2 separate regions of the Homo sapiens genome follow, and region 1 is linked to region 2. A link is a contact called in ENCODE Hi-C or POLR2A ChIA-PET data. All regions are on one chromosome and are shown on one strand. Each heading gives the region's core, a stretch centred on a gene start or an enhancer-like site at or near the end of the contact. The rest is flanking DNA. Distances are from core to core; before and after follow the strand shown.

The links. Hi-C counts contacts between places; a loop is a spot of excess contacts on that map. ChIA-PET counts read pairs that join two places held with the same protein, here RNA polymerase II (POLR2A). Pooled maps may share reads with other maps.
Region 1: a map with no recorded cell type shows a loop between it and region 2 (4-fold over the local background). The contact joins the promoter of DDN here to the promoter of BCDIN3D in region 2. A Hi-C loop is called at or near these places in 1 of 37 single-sample maps with no recorded cell type and 1 of 50 pooled maps. POLR2A ChIA-PET finds 5 or more read pairs at or near these places in 1 of 52 experiments (activated CD4-positive, alpha-beta T cell).

Annotation. Positions count from the first base shown.
Region 1 is chr12:48,997,045-49,003,085 of GRCh38, reverse strand. DDN (dendrin) reads left to right here and starts at 3,711. Exons shown (of 2, transcript NM_015086.2): 1 at 3,711-4,007; 2 at 4,420-6,041. The coding sequence starts at 3,799. DDN-AS1 (DDN and PRKAG1 antisense RNA 1) reads right to left here and starts at 4,739. Exons shown (of 2, transcript NR_147179.1): 1 at 4,396-4,739. PRKAG1 (protein kinase AMP-activated non-catalytic subunit gamma 1) reads left to right here. Exons shown (of 12, transcript NM_002733.5): 12 at 80-812. The coding sequence ends at 187. RefSeq lists enhancers at 3,046-3,340, 5,010-5,079 and silencers at 3,486-3,780, 4,430-4,889, 5,440-5,529, 5,730-6,041.
Region 2 is chr12:49,841,715-49,848,006 of GRCh38, reverse strand. It overlaps BCDIN3D (BCDIN3 domain containing RNA methyltransferase), which reads left to right and starts at 4,901. Exons shown (of 2, transcript NM_181708.3): 1 at 4,901-5,153. The coding sequence starts at 4,920. RefSeq lists enhancers at 4,559-4,618, 5,189-5,558.

The DNA.
Region 1 (6,041 bases), core at 2,462-4,961, 840 kb after region 2:
GCAAGGAGAGTAGGGGCAGAGGGGCTTCCCCTGAGGCCAGCACTAAACATTCCCTTTCTCCCTTGTTGCTCTGTGCCAGGTTCACCGACTTGTAGTGGTGGATGAAAATGATGTGGTCAAGGGAATTGTATCACTGTCTGACATCCTGCAGGCCCTGGTGCTCACAGGTGGAGAGAAGAAGCCCTGAGCTGGGGGAAGGGGTCATGCAGCACCAGGGGATATGCCCAACTCACTGCCTGCTGGAAGCTCTGTGGGAATCAGATGAAACTTGAGGGAATTGTGACTCTGTTCCCTGTTCAGGGTCCCCTGCCCTTCTATCTGGGAGCTAGGGAAGGTATGGGGGAGGAAAGAGAATGGATTTATAGCTACCCTTACCCTCACACATACACTTGAAAAAACTTTCAGCCTAGCCAGTTCTAGCCCCTGTCCTCTTAGATATATCCCCCTTTCTGGGTGAACTATAGGCTCTGTGCCTCTCAGACAAATTCTGATCTCTAAGAGATCCCCAGACCTCACTTGCCTCTGCCTCCATCTTGGCCCTGATTCAACCCTAAGATAATAGCACAACAAAATTCTTCATAAAGATATTTTTATTCACCTGTTCCGTGCTATATGGAGGAGGCCAAGTCCATTTAGTGACATTTCTTCCCATAATGTGAGTGGGGAGGATTGTGGGGAGGAGGGGCTTTGGGTTCCTGTGTTTGTGCATATGAAGGGAGATGGGGGTTAGGTGGAGGAGGAGAGCAGCGTGGTTAGCTAAGGTTATTGCTTTTTGTGGCAAATCTAATTAAATGACAGGAATCTCTTCACGATATTGCAGTGTTTGATTTTTACAGTTGATGGGTACTACCTTCCTACTTTATATGGCTTCTTCAACTGGTCATTAACAATAATAATAACGTGTGTACGCACACACACACGTACACACACACGAGTAGACAGACTTGAGGGTCTCCTTTGGGCAGAGAATCCTGCCACCATTATCAGCTTTTCTTAGTTGGGGAAGGTTGGACTGTTTGGCTTTTGCTGAGTTGGCACTATCTTTTTTTTTTTTTTTTTTTTTTTTTTTGAGATGGAATCTCACTCTGTTGCCCAGGTTGGAGTGCAATGGCGCAATCTCAGCTCACTGCAACCTCCGTCTCCCGGGTTCAAGTGATTCTCCTGCCTCAGCCTCCTGAGTAGCTGGGACTACAGGCGCGCGCCACCACGCCCAGCTAATTTTTGTATTTTTTAGTAAAGACGGAGTTTCACCCATATTGGCCAGGCTGGTCTCGAACTCCTGACCTTGTGATCTACCTGCCTCAGCCTCCCAAAGTGCTGGGATTACAGGCATGAGCCACCGCACCCGGCCAGCACTATCTTTAAACCTACAAATCCCTTGCCTCTTCCAAGGTGAGAATGAGCTGGATGGTGGGAGAACAGCAGGGCAGTGGTCACTCCATCAGATCCATTCCCTGTATTGAAAGCATGTAGACCCAAACAGCAGTCAGCACCCAACATCAGAAGAACTGCTAGACTGGAGTATGAGCTAAATTTGGGTGCCAGCTCACCCCAGCCTTGCAGGTATGATACAGTTTCCCATCCAAGCCAGGAGCAATTTCGGAGTCATTCCTTGCCCCTGCCCCACAGTGCCTAACCCCTCTGATAACCCTCCAGCCAGGGCATACTGGGTTCTCCTGATGGAACACAGGGAAAAGCATCAAGGCCCTCATCAGATTCGACCTGAGGAAGCTTATTTTAAAAAAAGAAGGTGGCCCTCATCAGAGCTCAGCTTTCAGTGTTGCATCATGGCTGTGGAGGAGCCCCTGCTTCTGCCTTCACCCCTTTACAGCTCTCACAGCACATTCTCAACCTTGGGGGAGGAAGGCTTCCAAGTTATTAGAATTAGAGTATGTTTATGTGTCAGGAGGGTAAGCACATGGTGGAAAGGACAGATGGCCCCTTATGTCACATTCCCTCATTAAGGAAGATTTGCCTAGGGAGGAGGCAAGGGCTTTAAAAAGCCTCAGGACTCTAGTGGGACCTAGGGTGGAAGGAAGCATCTTCGAGTCAAGTCATCAGTGCAGCTGGCAGGTGTGTGGAATCAAGGGGGGTAGGGTGGATGGGACGGGATGTTTGCGTTCTCTCTAAAGGTTTGTGTTAGGGAGCAGAGACCTGGTTTTGTTGAGTTGTTTCTCAGTCTGTCAGTCTCTGCCCCACAACCTTTCTGGTTGTTCCCCATCCCCTTAAAAGGAAGGGTCTGGACCCAAAGGGCTCCATGTACATTAGTGGAAAACTAATTGGGAACTCTTGCTTCTCCCATTTCCCTCTAAAACCCAACCTATCCGTCTCAGTGTGAGGATGAAGCTGAGGGAGAGACAAGGGATGAAATTTGGGAGACTCACAAGCTTCTATTCTTACCTATTCCTCTCCAGAGAGGCAAATTATCCCTTCTTCCCGAGGAACCATGCCCCACACACTCTCCCCTCTCTCTGCACTGCTCCCCTCCACTGAAGCTGCTGCCATGGTTGCCAGGCATGGTTGCTAAGTCTCTGCATGGAAGGGTTGGCGTGGGCTGTGCTGCCACTAACATTACCATGGTGAATCAGGGGACACCTGGTATAAGCTTAGGAGGAGGGATCATGTGGATATAAGCAACAGCCCCCCAGGACAGAGGCAGCCCAAAAGGTGAGCATCTGGAGCACCACTTAAGGTGGGGACTGAGTGAACTAGGCATTGTGGTGGTGGTGAGGGGGAGTTCTACATTGAAAAAAATAAAGGCCACTTTTATCATTTCAGTTGCTAGGGGATTAGTTTTGCCAAGCAAACACATCATTTCTCCTCCATCCCCCTCTGGAAGGGTGAGAGTGCATAAGCACTTACTCTGTCCTCCATAAAGCTGGGCAGGCTGTGTGGGCACAGAACAATATAACCCCCAAATCCTGGCTTCTGGATTGGAGGTGAAAGCCTGCTGCTGTGGGAGGGCTCCCTGGCTGCCCAAGGACAAACATGTAGAATGGAACTGGTAGGGCAGCTTGGGTGGCCAAGGCAGACGCCTGTGTCCTGCTGTACCAGCAGTCCTAGGCTGCAGCACTGAGCTGACAAGGAGATACGGGTGTAGGGGTCACCCTTTTTGAGCTTAGGGAAGGCAGCTCTCCCTCAGAGTCGCACAAAAGCTTGGTAAAAGCCACCGCCTCCTCTCTCCACCGCATGGGAGCTGGTTACTCATCTCATCTCTGCACCCGAACAGCCACTGCCGCTAAAAATAGCCCCCCAGCCGTGGGCCAGCCCCTCCTGCACCCCAGCCCCATGGAAACCAGCAGAGTGGCAGGCAGAGACCTTGAGTTCCAATCTCATCACTCTATGTTGGGGAAACTGAAATCTGAGGCAGGAAGCCAGGGGCAGAACCCTGGTGGTCAGGCAACCTGACAAGCAGGAGAGTAAAGGGTTAAAACGGCAGGAAGGTTGAAGAAATAGGGGCGGGGGAGGGGGCACTGTCAGCTTGGCAAGAATCATAAGTCCCTCCCCCGCCCACTCGTGCGATCCCATCAGGCTTGGGGGACAACAGCAGTGGGAAGGGGCGTCCAATCCCGGGCCCCAGGGGGCGGCCGTGCACATGGGGGAGGTAGCAGCGCGGAGCAGTCCGCGCGGTGTCACATGCGCGCGCACACACAGAGACAGGCACACACACGTGTGCCCGGGTATATATAGTTCCCAGTCCCCGGGCCCGCGGCTCTGCAGTGGGCGCCGGCTCCCTGGGCTGGGAGGGGGCTCCTGGGGCGGGTGGGAGGGTGGGGGGCCGGGGTGGGGTGGGGCAGGATGCTGGATGGCCCACTGTTCTCCGAGGGGCCTGACAGCCCCCGGGAGCTCCAGGATGAGGAGTCTGGCAGCTGCCTCTGGGTGCAGAAGTCCAAGCTATTGGTGATAGAAGTGAAGACTATTTCCTGTCATTATAGTCGCCGCGCCCCTTCTCGACAGCCCATGGACTTCCAGGCCAGCCACTGGGCTCGCGGGTTCCAGAACCGCACGTGAGTGAAGCAGGGGTGAGGGGAAGAGAGTGGTGGGGCGGGGAGTGGGGTCCGGACCTCCCCGCAGGCACCAGCGAGCACTGCTGGTCCCCCTTCTCTTTCCCACGCCTTCCACCTCTGCCCGCTCCCGAGGGCTGGGGCCTGACTCATCCCGTTGTTTGGGGGAACAGAAGTGGGTGTGAGAAAGGGCAGGAGGTGAGATGGGGCAGACGCTGTTAAAGTGTGCATGGAGAGATGGCGAGGAGTCCCGCTTCGACTTCAGTCCTAACATATACGCACGTGCACACGCGCACACACTCACACACACCCCTTCACATGGCTGCCCCAAGTGGTCTCCAGTGCTCCCAGCTCCCCGGACCTCGGCTCCCTTCCCCCACAAACTGCTCACCTGGGTTCCTGCTCATTGTCCCAGGTGTGGGCCGCGCCCGGGATCCCCACAGCCGCCGCCCCGCCGGCCCTGGGCCTCCAGGGTGCTGCAGGAGGCGACCAACTGGCGGGCGGGGCCCCTGGCCGAGGTCCGAGCTCGGGAGCAAGAGAAAAGGAAAGCGGCGTCGCAGGAGCGGGAGGCCAAGGAGACCGAGCGAAAAAGGCGCAAGGCTGGTGGGGCCCGACGGAGCCCCCCGGGTCGACCCCGCCCGGAGCCCCGCAACGCCCCTCGGGTGGCCCAGCTGGCAGGGCTCCCTGCTCCCTTGCGGCCGGAGCGCCTGGCGCCTGTGGGGCGAGCGCCCCGTCCATCCGCGCAGCCGCAGAGCGACCCAGGGTCGGCGTGGGCGGGGCCCTGGGGAGGTCGGCGGCCCGGGCCCCCAAGCTACGAGGCTCACCTGCTGCTGAGAGGTTCTGCCGGGACCGCCCCACGACGCCGCTGGGACCGGCCGCCACCCTACGTGGCTCCACCTTCTTACGAAGGCCCCCATAGGACCTTGGGGACTAAGAGAGGCCCCGGGAACTCTCAGGTGCCCACTTCATCAGCCCCAGCTGCGACTCCAGCCAGGACAGACGGAGGGCGCACAAAGAAGAGGCTGGATCCTCGGATCTACCGGGACGTCCTCGGGGCTTGGGGTCTCCGACAGGGGCAAGGTCTCTTGGGGGGATCCCCAGGCTGTGGAGCGGCCAGAGCAAGGCCAGAGCCCGGCAAGGGGGTCGTGGAGAAAAGCCTGGGGCTGGCTGCTGCTGACCTGAACAGTGGTAGCGACAGCCATCCCCAAGCCAAAGCTACAGGGAGCGCAGGCACCGAGATAGCTCCTGCGGGGTCTGCAACTGCGGCTCCCTGTGCCCCGCATCCCGCTCCCAGATCCAGGCACCACCTCAAGGGCTCGAGGGAAGGGAAAGAAGGAGAACAGATCTGGTTTCCCAAATGCTGGATTCCCTCCCCTAAAAAGCAGCCGCCCCGCCATAGCCAGACACTCCCCAGACCCTGGGCTCCCGGAGGCACCGGATGGAGAGAATCTCTGGGTCTTGGAGAGGGGGCAGGACCGGAGACCCTGGAGGGTTGGAAGGCGACCCGCCGTGCCCACACCTTGCCCCGCAGTTCCCAGGGCCTGTCCCGTGGGGAAGGCGTCTTTGTCATTGACGCCACGTGCGTAGTGATACGATCCCAATATGTTCCAACCCCCCGAACCCAGCAGGTGCAGCTTTTGCCCTCTGGGGTGACACGCGTGGTGGGGGATTCCCCCAGCCAATCGAAGCCCGGCAAGGAGGAGGGTGAAGGGGCCACGGTCTTTCCTTCCCCTTGTCAAAAGCGGCTGTCGAGCAGTCGCCTTTTACACCAGCCCGGCGGGGGCCGCGGGGGCGAAGCTGAGGGCGGGAGGCCGGGGGACTCCACACTGGAGGAGCGCACTTTCCGCATCTTGGGGCTCCCGGCCCCCGAAGTAAACCTGCGGGACGCCCCCACGCAGCCAGGTAGCCCAGAGCACCAAGCCTTAGGCCCAGCAGCTTCGGGAGCCCAGGGCAGAGCCGAGGGGTCGGAAGTGGCGGTGGTCCAGCGGCGCGCCGGCCGGGGCTGGGCGCGGACCCCAGGGCCCTACGCCGGGGCCC
Region 2 (6,292 bases), core at 3,652-6,151:
GCATTTATAAATCCTATGGTTATTCTTTCCAAATGGTTTAAAACTCTACAAGGACTAAATGTAGAATTTCTCGACTATAATAAAGACTAAATTCCCAATTTATACATGGGTTGTGTTTCAAAAGTTCAGGTACAAGTTCCTTGTTGGAGCATTGTTTCTGTGAAAACATATATATAGATAGATAGATAGATAGATATTTTTTGAGATGGAGTTTCACTCTTGTTGCCCAGGCTGGAGTGCAATGGTGCAATTTTGGCTCACTGCAACTTCGGCCTCCTGGGTTCAAGTGATTCTCCTGCCTTAGCCTCCCGAATAGCTGGGATTACAGTGATGTGCCACCATGACCAGCTAATTCTGTATTTTTAGTAGAAATGGGGTTTCACCATGTTGGTCAGGCTGGTCTCAAACTCCTGACCTCACATCATCCACCTGCCTTGGCCTCCCAAAGTGCTAGGATTACAGGTGTGAGCTACTGCACCTGGCCAGATTCAATTTTTAAACATATACATAGGTTCCTGCTTCATCCTCAGTTCTGAGGCCCCCTAAGCTCTACCTTGGAAGCAGTGAGTGAGATAGGCAAGCAGCAGCTGAGCAAAGGCTCTGAGGTGTGATCAGAGAGGGACAGGAGGGTAGGATGGGCTGCACCATGGGCCAGGATGTCAGCTGTACAAGCTTCCTGTGGGAGGAAGTGGAAGCCATGATACATGCAAGTCATTGCTAAATTGGATATTTCCAATTATAGGTCTACCTCTTCTTTTTAACTGTGCTTGGGTACACGTTCTGTGCAGGGCAGAGATAGATTTACCATGAAGCTAATAAACCTCAGGCTTCGAGGTCCTCACTCCCATGTAGGACCTTTCCAAGGCCCTTGCAATGTGTTTACCAGGTCATTTGTTTTTGTAAAATTGGAAAAAGTGAGATATTTTAACTGCAGTTGGTTAAGGCTGCTGTCTATTTCTGCTCTGACTTCCCCTCCTTCACATTTTCCCTTGTGTTAGATGGCACTGAAGTGGCCACAGGCATTTTTGGGAAATAAAAGCTACAGGGAAGTTGAGTTGGGAATAGACTCCATTTGGTATCTATTCATATGGCATACCGACACTTCCATGCATAGCTACCACCTGCAACCCAGACACAGGAATACCTTCCAGAAGTACTCTTATTCATCCAGCAAGCTGACTTACCTGCTATTGTGACCTGTAGGTAGAAGAGCGGCTGGGCGCGGTGGCTCACGCCTGTAATCCCAGCACTTTGGGAGGCGGAGGCGGGCAGATCATGAGGTCAGGAGATCGAGACCGTCCTGGCTAACACAGTGAAACCCCGTCTCTACTAAAAATACAAAAAATTAGCCGGGCGTGGTGGCGGGCGCCTGTAGTCCCAGCTACTCGGGAGGCTGAGGCAGGAGAATGGCGTGAACCCGGGAGGCGGAGCTGGCAGTAAGCCGAGATCGCGCCACTGCACTCTAGCCTGGGCGACAGAGCAAGACTGTCTCAGAAAAAAAAAAAAAAAAAAAAAAAAAAAGGGCTTAGATCAAACCAGGATATAAATGTGTCCAATAGCACCTGGCACCCGAAGTTATGTGGGCCTAAAAGTTTGAAAATATATGAAGTCAGAAGCTAGTCTGAAGAAAATTATTCCAGTCATAAGCAGAAGATTCTGTCTCTTATTAAACACCAGTCAAAACAAGTTTTGTCCTGTCGGCAATAACACAGTAACTCAATAGCACAGCATATATAATTATAAATGCACCATGCATTCTTTTATTTCTTGATGGGAATTGTACAATACACAATTTATCAGAATCCCTATGTTTAAATTCCTTTGCTGACTTGACACAAATTACTGCTATCAATGCAGATGATAAAAATTTTATAATGCATCATTCATAATAAGGTTTTCAACGACAAATTGGCTAATGAATACAGTCCATTTGAAGAGTAGATCTAAGATTATTTCTTGCACAAGAAAATTTGAAATGCTCTGAAATCTTCCAGCTAATAAATGAAAGAAATTTAATCAAAGTTCTCCCCCAATTTGATAACAAACCAAAAAATTTACATGACATTGCCAATAACAACTTGTGAACTTGAAAGAAACTTTTATAACTGCCACAAATAATAAAAGACAAATTTGATCCACCAGGCTAAGAAAAGACTGAATTACCTTCCTGGTCTCTCTCTAAAATGATATTATCAAGTGATTGTCATGTGAAGAAGCAATCAAAGAGTATGCAGCCAAAAATGTAAGAAAAAAAGTAATATTCAAGTGTGACTAGCATTTAATCAATCAAACTATTATAGAATTTTTTTTTTTTTTTTGAGACGGAGTCTTGCTGTCGCCCAGGCTAGAGTGCAGTGGCACGATCTCGGCTCACTGCAGGCTCCGCCCCCTGGGGTTCACGCCATTCTCTTGCCTCAGCCTCCCGAGTAGCTGGGACTACAGGCGACCGCCACCTCGCCCGGCTAATTTTTTGTATTTTTAGTAGAGAGGGGTTTCACCGTGTTAGCCAGGATGGTCTCGATCTCCTGACCTCGTGATCCGCCCGCCTCGGCCTCCCAAAGTGCTGGGATTACAGGTGTGAGCCACCACACCAAGCCTATAGAAAATTTGTTGTGATGCTTTTAGTAGTCAGCTTTTCAAAATTTGTAATTTGTTGTGATTTCTCATTATAAATAAATATTCACTTTTATACCTGTCTTTATATTTGTAAGTTGGTGGGAGTTTTTTCCTTAAAGAGGGCGCCCCTTCTTCCCCTTTCCCTTGAAATTATATATGCATCTCACTCCATAAAACCTGGCTGACCAAAGTGCAGAGCGAGCTCTTAGGTGCTGCTACAGCTATTTAAGGTGCTGGGGCTGGTATTGTCAAGTATTGTCAAGACACCTGTGCTGTTCAGGCTCTGAAAAGTGGTCATAGGTTAGAAAAGTTACCAGAGTGGATCAAATTAAAACACCTCTTTATGAGGTCACCTGTCAGGCATTTTAGATTACCAGTAATGTTACGAGGGCCTATCTTTGCTTCTGGAGGAACCCCAGGGTCAGGAGTTCTTGCCATTCACTGTCCTGGAAGCAAGGTGATTCCAGCTCCTTGAAAATTGTTAATTATTTGTGCTAGCTTCATCTAGTGACAAAAAGAGGTAAGTTCAGCTCAGCTCACCAAAATTTGTCAAAACGGTGCAGCTTTTTCTCCTTTTCTGTAATTGTGCAGAATACTGTGGTTTACTAAATTCCAGAGTGACTTTTATTAACTTGTGTCCTCAAATAAGTGAAACTAGAGAAACAGCAGGCCAGATAGAGATGAAAATATAAAGGCTGGGCGTGGTGGCTCTCGCCTGTAATCCCAACACTTTGGGAGGCCGAGGTGGGCAGATCACGAGGTCAGGAGTTCGAGACCAGCCTGGCCAACATAGTGAAACCCCGTCTCTACTAAAAAATACAAAAACTTAGCCAGGAATGGTGGCGGGTGCCTGTAATTCCAGCTACTTGGGAGGCTGAGGCAGGAGAATCACTTGAACCTGGGAGGCAAAGGTTGCAGTGAGCCGAGATCATGTCATTGCACTCCAGCCCAGGCAATAGTGTGAGACTCTATCTCAAAAAAAGGAGAAAAGAAAAAGAAAATATAAAGTAAAAACTGAGAGGAAAACAGCGCTTATTTTAACTCCTGATGGTACTGTTTGCAGGAGTCATGCTCCAGTGCCTTATAAGAAGTTTACCGAACTGCCAGCCTCATGGAGCAGGATACCCCTTTAAGATGGGTGGGCCAGGTGCAGGGGTGGGGTTGGGGGTCCTGCACAACTCTGCTGATGCTTGGTTGACCCTGACGGATATTCTGGGCCATCCTGGCTTTTGACTGGAACCTGCTACCTAGGTTGACCCTTCAGTTCCTCTCCTTATCAGCTCTGTTATTTCCAATCTCTGAGTCACATCTTGCCCAACTCCATTCCACTATGTCTGCTTCAGTTGGCATCCTTTCTCCCTTCCATTTAAAGTTTCCCCAAACAGATCTGGCCTTATTGTATTCTCTATTGAGTTTTCATTCAACAACATTTGTTGAGCATCTTTGTGCCAGGCCCATGTTAAGTATAGGAGACTCAAGGCTGAGAATAACACACCGTTGCAAGCACATCCTCTGGATCCAAACTCCCTGGGTTCGAATCCTAGTACCATCATTTCTAACTGTGGGATCTTGGACAAGTTACTTTGTTTTACTCCAGTGTCCTCATCTATATAAAAAGAATAATAATACGGTCATTTTCTCACGGGGTGAGAGGATTGACTAAGGAGCTTACAAGGGTGTCTGGTGCCTGGTAAGCACTCTTTAAGTGCTGGCTCTTAAGGCACGGTCCTTGCCTCTCAAGGAGCTCATGGTCTACAGTTGCCCCTGGGGGACAGGGCTGAGTCGGCTGGCTTCGCAAGTGACCTGCACCTCCTGGCTACCCTTTCCTGAACCGGGTGGAAGTTTTTGAGTCACAGATTCAATGTATGACCCCAGACAAGTAAGTTCTCTCGGTCTCACTTTTTGCATTTATAAAGAAAGGAAATTGGACTAAAATTGATTTCCAAGATCCCAACAAACTAGTATACTTGTTCTGGGTCAAGTAGCCCAAGTTTCAAACTATGTCAGCTTGGCCAAGACACTTAGCCCTCAGAGTTTGTTTCATCCCTGTAAAACGTGGATGATATTGCTAATCCCCTCCCAGTGTTGTGATGAGGGTTCAATAATACAAGGCAAGCCCCAGGCGCTCGCCGGCTCCAGGTATACAGCGAGAGGAAATCAGGACAGCTTTTCTGATTCACCGCAGAATTCTAGCCACCCGCCCTAGCCGTTCGACGCACGCGCGCTGGCACCGCCACCGCCCACGCCGACAGCAGGTTCCCGGCTTCCGGTTCCGCCACGGCCCAGAGGCTGTGTTGAGGCTAATGGCGGTGCCCACGGAACTGGATGGAGGGAGTGTTAAGGAGACCGCAGCGGAAGAGGAATCGCGAGTTCTGGCACCTGGCGCCGCCCCGTTCGGAAATTTTCCTCATTATTCTCGCTTCCACCCTCCGGAGCAACGGCTCCGCCTCCTGCCCCCGGAGCTGCTTCGACAGCTCTTTCCTGAGAGTCCCGAGAACGGGCCGATTCTGGGGCTCGACGTGGGGTGTAACTCCGGGGTGAGTGACAGGGGAGGGATTGGAGCATCCGGAGCCAAGTGGTTGGCTGCCTACACATCCACTGTGGTTCTGGCCTGGGCTAACACCCATCGAAACTTTCCCAAAACGAGTATAAAGCGTGGCTTTGACTGAGCCAGTGCCGCTGCTGCCTGCCCGCCAGGGTTCCACCATCTGTCTTAGGAATCTCTCTTGGAGAGGAGTCCTTGTCGACTACGTTCCCACTTTTCTTTCAGGGCCAGACCCCAGGTGGGAACGGTCCTTGTATCTAGGGTGGCCTCTGTCCAGCGTGCCTGGCGCTTTGGCTGGGGAGAGGGGGCTTCCAGAGACACACGTTTGGGAACATGGGGTTAGGTTTGGTTTACTGGGAGAGAAGAGCCAAGGGTGACAGAATCATGCCTGATATTGAGACTCATGTGTGCTATACAGTGCAGGACAGACCCTGGGACCTGCATGTTTATTTCAAAAAAAGTGAGTAGGCCGGGCGCGCTGGCTCACGCCTGTAATCCCAGCACTTTCGGAGGCCGAGGCGGGTGGATCACAAGGTCACGAGATCGAGACCATCCTGGCTAACACGGTGAAACCCCGTCTCTACTAAAAATACAAAAAATTAGCCGGTCGTGGTGGCGGGCGCCTGTAGTCCAGCTACTCCGGAGGCTGAGGCAGGAGAATGGCGTGAACCCGGGAGGCGGAGCTTGCAGTGAGCCGAGCTAGTGCCACTGCACTCCAGCCTGGGCGACAGAGCGAGACTCCGTCTCAAAAACAAAACAAAACAGTGAGTTGACAGAGTACAGTGGAGAGGATCGAGAAGCAAATAAAGCATTTTGCCCAAGGGAATGGAGAAGGGCGGCACTGCCACTCTTCTTGCTGCAAACTATTCTTAGGCATATGATTATAATCAAACCACATGCAAAATAAGGAAATGTCTCTCCCACACCTATTTGTAGCCACTGGGATATTCTACACTAGCAGGCAGTCTGAACTTACCACGGCAAATGCTTCAAAAGTTAGTACCCTCTCTGCGCTCCCTCCATCACTCCAGTCCAGCATCTGGAGGGCGGGGGACAATTCTGTTACGTTGCTGTCCTTTTACAGAAGAGACTTTGGGGGACGACTTCAGACCTTGTGGGACTCAGATGATA